Regions from separate parts of the Homo sapiens genome. Here region 1 is linked to region 2. A link is an interaction called in ENCODE POLR2A ChIA-PET data of the cell type or tissue named here. Cell type or tissue: A673. All regions are shown on one strand.

What was found. ChIA-PET counts read pairs that join two places held together with the same protein. Peaks named below come from ENCODE experiments on the same cell type or tissue, not always from the same donor. Only the 100,000 strongest peaks of a DNase experiment are listed, where the experiment ranks them.
Region 1: POLR2A ChIA-PET joins it to region 2 with 11 read pairs; 3 of 35 experiments call an interaction of 5 or more read pairs at or near these places.

Annotation. Positions count from the first base shown.
Region 1 is chr7:36,246,908-36,250,907 of GRCh38, forward strand. All of the region lies in intron 3 of EEPD1 (endonuclease/exonuclease/phosphatase family domain containing 1), which reads left to right. Among named protein-coding and RNA genes, the nearest start is that of EEPD1, 96 kb to the left of the region's middle. In A673, no CTCF peak of the experiment used is centred here; no DNase peak of the experiment used is centred here.
Region 2 is chr7:36,092,733-36,096,732 of GRCh38, forward strand. It overlaps LOC101928618 (a long non-coding RNA gene), which reads left to right and starts at 2,578. Exons shown (of 2, transcript NR_108089.1): 1 at 2,578-2,644. In A673, no CTCF peak of the experiment used is centred here; no DNase peak of the experiment used is centred here.

The DNA of each region.
Region 1 (4,000 bases), 150 kb after region 2:
CTGAGGTCAGGAGTTCGAGACCAGCCTGGCCGATATGGTGAAACCCCATCTCTACCAAAAATACAAAAATTAGCCAGGCGTGGTGGCACACACCTGTAATTCCAGCTACTCGGGAGGCTGAGGCAGAATTGCTTGATCCTGGGAGGCAGAGGTTGCAGTGAGCTGAGATCGCACCATTGCACTACAGCCTGGGTGACAGAGTGAGACTCCATCTCAAAAAAAAAAAAAAAAAGAAAAGAAAAAAATTGAACTTGACAGATTAGTCAGGGAGTTTCCAGGCAAACCCTAGTGGTGGGCAACGTTAGAATGATAGCTTCCTGGGAATTTTCAGAAGGAAAGAGGATGATAAGCCATTTTCACATAGATGTGTGTGAATAACCTAAGGATGCAAAGTGCTTGTGTCTGTAATTGGTGAGGGTGTTTTCTGAATATACACACATGTACATCCATAAACACTACCTCTCTTATTACGTGCTTTTGGAGTGTTATTCACTATGATTTGGACTTGCAATTAACTTAGTTTCTGCAACAATTGAGTGCTTGCTCAGTGCCAAAATTATACTGTTTACCAACGGGGATAAAGTTATAAAGATACATGTGATTATAAAGATACATTTACATTTGAATGGCATAGAATCCCAGAACTTCAGAATCAAGGGAGACTTTTAAAACCATCTAATCCAACCCTGTCATTTTGCAGACAGGACATTGAGGCCAAGGGAGTTGAAGTGCCCTCTGCCCCAGGTCCACAGCAGGTGTGTTGGTAATCCAGGACCCATCACAGCAGACTGGGCTCCATTTCCCAGCTCCTTTAAGTGCAACCAGCTGCCCATCTTCTGTGATCTCATTTAATCTGAACATCAGCCTTAGCAGGCATACTGGACGATCCTATCTCCGCATTTCCCAGGAGTGGGAGCAGGTCCATAGGATCAGTCCTGGCCCAGGTGATGGGGAACCAATGCCCAGATCTTCTCATAGTGTGACTTGTAGCAAAACAGACTTGCACAGTTGGTGTTAGCCTCCTCCAGCAGGAGAGGCAGAGAATGTGGGATGGGGGATAGAGGACGCAGAAGGAGGTTCTGGGTTCCAGATGTGGACAATGTCAAAGGAGCACCTAAAAGTGAAGGAACACACAGGGTGTGAGGGCTGCCTAGAGACCATCCACCTAGCAGGTTATGGGAGCCATGAGGACACGTGAGAGGTTGGAGGACGTGGACTGGACACACCTTTCATTTGGGCTTGGTGTCCAAATGAATTACTTCAAGAATCTTAACTTATAAAAATATATATACTTTAAGATACTTTTTTTTTTTTTGAGACAGAGTCTCACTCTGTCCCCCAGGCTGGAGTGCAGTGGTGCAATCTCAGCTCATTGCAACCTCCACCTCCTGAGCTCAAGCGATTTTACCCCCCTCAGCCTCCCGACTAGCTGGAATTACAGGCTTGCACCACCACACCCAGCTAATTTTTTCTATTTTTAGTAGAGAGTTGGTTTCACTGCATTTCCCAGGCTGGTCTCAAACTCCTGGCCTCAAGTAATCTGCCCACCTCGGCCTCCCAAAGTGCTGGGATTACAGGCATGAGCCACCACCCTCGGCCAGATACTCTTTTTTTTTTTTTTTTTTTCCAAAAAAACACTGTGTTATTTCAAAAATATCAGAATGAGATTCTTCAGATCCCTTATTTATTTTCCCCCACCCCCGCCACACTTAGCCCTTCATGTAGTCAGAGCTGAATTTGAATACCACCTTGAGTGATCAATATTCATATATTTGTATAAATTTGCATTGGGTTGAGCAAGATCAGTGGCTAATCATGAGTAAACTCATTGTAATCACTTTCCTGGCTAAGTTTCTATCAGCAGGAAGATGGCAACTTCTCCTTGAAAGAGCTGGTGAGCAGATTGGGGGTGGGTACCATTGTGGAGCCCAGACTCCGCTGTATGGAGTCTAACTCAGGCTCACTGCAGCCACCACAGCTGCCACTAGCTCCACTTCACAAACTCAGTGCTCAGGGTCCACCCAGGACCTCGCTGCCGGAAAGTGGGCATTTTAGTTAATTATGGGCTAGGCTCTGTGGTTCATTAAACACACACACACACACACACACACACACACACACACACACATTTTCTCCTTATTCTTTGAAAATCATCACAAGATATCAGGTATATTCAGGGGCTCTCACTACCTTTTTCTTTTTATGAAAAGCTTTTCTTCTAAGTGAGCAAAAAAACAGAGTCCCCAAACAGGACTTTTAAACTGTCTTTCGTTCCCTCAGCTATCAAAGATAAGCAAATTAAACCATGAGGGTTCATTTTAAATTTATTGCATTAGTGAAGTTTTAAAGCATGATGTGTAATGGTGAAGTTGTGTTGAAATCAGTGCCCCCGGCCACTGCTGGGGAGGGCAGGTGACATGGTGCTGGCCTTTTCCAAGTTCTTGGGCAGAGCATTTCATTAGTGTTTGTGATGTCCCCATCCTTTGACCTGTGATCCGGTTCCTGGGACTGTATCTTAAGGAAATGATCGATAAAAATGGAGAAATAATAAACACGCTATGGCATGCTTTATAACTATGAATAAGTGGGAGGCAGTTCAGTGCTATGTAGGAAGGGAGAGGTTAAAAAAATCCGTGGTAGGTCTACCCAAGGGCCTAGTATATATCCATCAAAAATGATAAGATCTTTTAGCCTCATAGAATTGTGGTATAATATTTGCTATGAGGGAGAATAAGCCGCTGTACCTACTGCGGTTACAACTCTGTAAAACATGTATTTATTCTTTGAACCAGTGTGTATTGAGTACCTCCTTTTGTCAGGGCTTATTCAAGGCTGGAACATGCCTACAGCTGTGGACAAGACCTTTCCCTTTCGTATCTCCTGTAGCTCGCATTGTAACTTAAGAGAAAAACCTTAGCAGTGACACAAATGTTTATTTAAATACAGTAGCAATAAGTGCTTTAAAAAAAACAGGTTGTCAAGAGGGAGGTCCTCACCTAATGTTCTTATGATATCAAAAAAATATTTAAGGCCAGGCACAGTGGCTCACACCTGTAATCCCAACACTTTGGGAGGCTGAGGCAGGAGGATCACTTGAGCCCAGGAGTTGGAGACCAGCCTGGGCAACATAGTGAAACCCTGTCTCTACAAAAAAGTTTTTAAAAGTTAGCTGAGCATGGTAGCATACATTTGTAGTCCCCGCTACTCAGGAGGCTGAGGTGGGAGGATCACTTGAGCCTGGGAGGCCAAGGCTGCAGTGAGCCATGATTGCACCACTGCACTCCAGTCTGGGTGACAGAGCAAGACCCTGCCTCAAAAGAAAAAAAAATTAAAAATACTAATTACATAACTTTTTTTCCATTTTCAGTTTTTAAAATCAATTTAATATTCCTGGACTGAACTTTTTAAGATCCACTTGGCAGCTGTGACTGGAGGAGCAGGAGGAAGGGACTAGAGGGATGGAGGTGCACAAGGCTAGAAGGGTGGATGGTGCATGGAGATGGAGCTGCCCTGAGTGGCCCAGAATCCTGCACAGGAGGCCCTTCTAGATCAGAACAACCTATGGCCAGTCTGCAGGTGAAATCTGGCCCATAGCTTGTTTTTATAAAGTTTTATTGGAACACAAATGTACCCATTCAACTTATTGTCTGTGGCTGCTTTTACACTATAACGACAGGTTAAGTTGTTGTGACAGAGACAGTATAGCCCATAAAGTCCAAAATGTATCTTATTTGGCCTTTTATAGAGTTAGAGTTTGCCAGCTCTCGTTCTAGATCAGTGGTGCTTGGCTATTGACCCCTTTAAATATCAGATGAAAGCTTCATGCCCTCATCCCAGAAAGATGCGTATATGTACCTCTCCACATATAGAGGTACTCATTGAGTTTCCACATTCAGGAGGTCCCAGCACTGTTGAAGCTTCTCCATGGAGCCCTCAGGTTCATACTTCTTGACACTAGTGGAGGTAGGATTCATTTCTTTACCCCCAAAATGTTGAAATA
Region 2 (4,000 bases):
GCTTAACTGGGAGGGAGAACTCATGAGATTGTGGATCATTTCCCTCAGAACCTCAAGGACATCTCGATGAACCTGCAAGGCCTAATAGATAGGAAGAAAGCACGAGGGGTTTGTTGAATGTGAAAACAAACATAAACTCAAAAACCTAATTTAAATCATTGATTTCAACTTGATCCTCTACCCAAGCCCTTACCAAATGTGCTATCAAGTGGCTAATATGATTGCTCTGGACTTCTTTTGAAGATATGTCACCAAGGGGGAAAGAAGACATGGGGTGGGGGCTGGTGTACACAGCAGCTGTGGGTTACTGGGAGAACTGGAGTCTTTTCTGAATTAAATACAAACATTTGAAGGTGCAGGTTAAGTGGGGACGGTGGAGTTAGCTGTAGGTTCTATCAAGGTCCTAGCTCTTGTTCTGGGTGATGGTCTTGCAGTCCTTATTACATTAAAGAATGAAGCAAAAAGCCTAATCAGGTAACAGCAGGCCAGACGGGGACCAATGATTTCAGTGTGCTCTGAAGAAAGGATGGTGATGAATCCATATGCCAGTTTTGTGGACCTGAGGTGCAGAAAATGGAGCATGGGAACACACTGCAGTAGTCCAGGTCCCAAGTGGCCATAACAAAGTCTTTGCTGAGGGGTAGAGAGAGGGGCTTTGATATGGTTTGGATCTGTATCACCACCCAAATCTCATGTGTAATTGTAATCCCAGTGTTGTAGATGGGGCCTGGTGGGAGGGGATTGTATCATGGGGGTGGATCCTTCATGAATGGTTTAGTACAGGGGTTCCCAACCCCTAGGCCATGGATGGGTACTTACTGTGTTAGGAACCTGGCCACACAGCAGGAGATGAGTAGCAAATGAGAGAGCATTACTGCCTGAGTTCCACCTTCTGTTAGATCAGTGGTGGTGTTAGATTCTCACAGGAGCTTGAAGCCTATTGTGAACTGTGCATGTGAGGGATCTAGGTTGAGAATCTAATGCCTGATGATCTGAAGTGGAATTGTTTCATCCGGAAATCATTCCCCGCCCACCCACCAGTCCGTGAAAAAATTGTCTTCCACAAAACTAGTCCCTGGTGCCAAAAACGTCGGGGACTGCTGGTTTAGTACCATCCATTTGATGCTGTTCTTGTGATAGAGTTCTCACAAGATCTGGTTGTTTAAAAATATGTAGCACTTCCCCTCTCTCTCTCTTCCTCCTGCTCTAGCCATGTGAGACATCTGGCTCCTTCACCTTCTGCCACGGTTGTAAGTTTCCTGAGGCCTCTCCAGAAGCAGAGGCTGCCATGCTTCCTGTACAGCCTGCAGAATCATGAGCCTAGTAAACTTTTCTTTATAAATTACCCTGTCTCCGGTATTTCTTTCTTTCTTTCTTTCTTTTTATTTTGTTTTTTAAGACAGTGTCTCGCTTTGTCGCCCAGGGTGGAGTGCAGTGGTGCCATCTCGGCTCACTGCAAGCTCCGCCTCCCAGACTCACACCATTCTCCTGCCTCAGCCTCCCTAGTAGCTGGGACTACAGGCACCCGCCACCACACCTGGTTAATTTTTTGCATTTTTAGTAGAGATGGGGTTTCACCATGTTAACCAGGATGGTCTCGATCTCCTGACCTCATGATCCGCCTGCCTCAGCCTCCCAAAGTGCTGGGATTACAGGCGAGGTATTTCTTTATAGTAATGTGAGAACAGACTAATATGGGGTTCCTCCCATTTGGCACCACCATGTCAGCTGGAGGGGAACTGGCACGAGGTTTGAACGATGTGGCCTCTGTCAAGCTGGCTGTGTCTAGGGAGAGCTTCCAAGCTGCATGCGTCAAGAGGAGGCATGCATCTGTGCCTGCAAGAAGCTGGACGGAGGCTCCAAGGCCTGAGTGACTGTGTCCTGCAGAAGTTCGCCCCAGTTGGCAGGCCCATTTAGGGGGGACATGGAGAAGAAGGTGCCAGCAGGATGGGTTCAGACGTCCTGGTGCTCTCGCTGCAATGGCTTCCATGCCTGGAGCACTCAGAACAGTCTTGGCTGAGCATTTACAGACATCGTCTCATTTCCTCCTCCCAACCCACACAGAAGCCAGGTGTTTTGGGTCCAGAATTGTATACAATTTGGGGAGCCTTTTTTGAAAAGGAACACATATGAGCTAATACAAATAGACTGAAATAAGAGGAAAAAAATAAAATAATTTCTTTAGAAAGGAAAAGGAACACCAACTTACCAACATGAAATTAGATACAAAAGCAGGTCTTTAGAAGTGAGGGCTACCTAAGCTTTAGCTTCATTCACTTTGCAGTACATTTCGCTCTGGGGACAAGTATCATCACCCCCATTTTAAAGGTCAAGAAATTGAGGCACAGATTGGTGAAGCGATTCACCCAATGTCAGACAGTGCGCAACGAATTAGCTAGGATTGTATCCCAGATCTGTTTAGTGTCACCCAAGTTAGTAGTAACACCCAATGACCTCTGATGGCGGTGGTGATGGGTGCCTCTGTTCTAGAAAGAATGTGTATCTAATTTGCATCATAAAGTGATTGATGCCATCAGCTGTGTTTATGCCATCAGTTAGTCTGTATTGATCCAGGGCGTATTTTGTGCAGATGGGGACCCTGGGAAGTTAGCAGCAATGGAGAAAAGCGTGGAATGCTCTCCAGGTATTAACACCACTGCCACCGCCACCCTGGCCATGGAACACTGCACAGGGAGAAGGCAACAGAGCAAAACAAGCATATTGCATTTCTCCAGCTGCTCCGGAAGTCCTTGGGACAGGAACCATGTGTGTTTAGGAGAACACCTCCATAAGCCTTTGGAAGCAGAAAACAAGAGCCTGTGGGCTTGAGCTGGAAGAAGACAACAAAGAAATGCTAGACCACCTTACGTTAGAAAAAAGTGCCCTAATGGGGGCCAGAAAGGCAGAGTGAGGGAAGAGAGAAGGAAGCGGGGAAAGGGATAACAGCGGGCAGGGGAAATGTGGCAGGAAGGACAGCCCAAGTGGACATGTCCAAGACTTCAAAAAACCAGACTGTACTCAGTTTGTACCCCTGTCCTTTATAGCATAAATCTCCATAGCCCCAGAGTTTCAGCACAGCTGGAACACACACAGGGGTCTTGAATGCAAGGGCTGTGTGAGGGAGGGATTGTGTGTGTGAGGGCCTATGTGTGTAGTGAAGTGTTCGTAGACAAATGTTCAAAAGAGGATGCTCAGATCATTACCGATGCCCTGTGTTGTTAAGAGTTTATCATCTGTGAATCGAAGGGTTTATAACAGGATAATGACAGAAACGTGAGTTTAATACAATTTTTAAAAGATGTTTCCTAGAATGCTGTATACACAATGTGCTGAACAATATTATTTCAGTGAACGTAGGTCATGTATATAGTTGTGTATGTGAGAGTATGTACGTGTGTGGGAGTGTGTGTGTTGTGTGTATGTGTGTGAGATTGTGCATGTATGAGTGTGTGTGAGTGGTGTGTATATGTTTATTAGTGGGTGTGTGTGAGCATGTGTGTGTGTGAGCGTGTAAGAGTGTGAGTGTTGAGTCTGTGTGTGTGTCTGAAGCTGAGGTCAACATCTGGGCTAGATCAAAAACCTAATTGAGGAAAGCATAGTGGAGTGGAAGCAAGAAATATTATTCCTGGGGCTTCACCAAAATCTAAAATTGGGCACTGATGGGGTGGGGATTTGAGATCCTCTTCTCTAGATCTTGGAGGGCAGGTGGTCCCCTCTGACATCCGGGTTGGAAAGGGGAAAGTAGCACTATTGAGCATGCCCTGGGCCCCAGTCCCCATGGCTGTGCCACACACATTATCTCATCTGCTTTCCCCACAATCATACGAGATGAGTATTTTTTTGCCCACTTGGTAAAGAAATCAAGGCTCAGTCAAAGAGGTTAAACAACTGGCCAGTAGCGAACAGCTGTTAAGAACAGGATTCCTCTGATGTCACAGCCCCTGCTGATTCCCTGCTTCCCCTACACGCCACCCAGTCCCACCTTGCTGTGATATTTCTC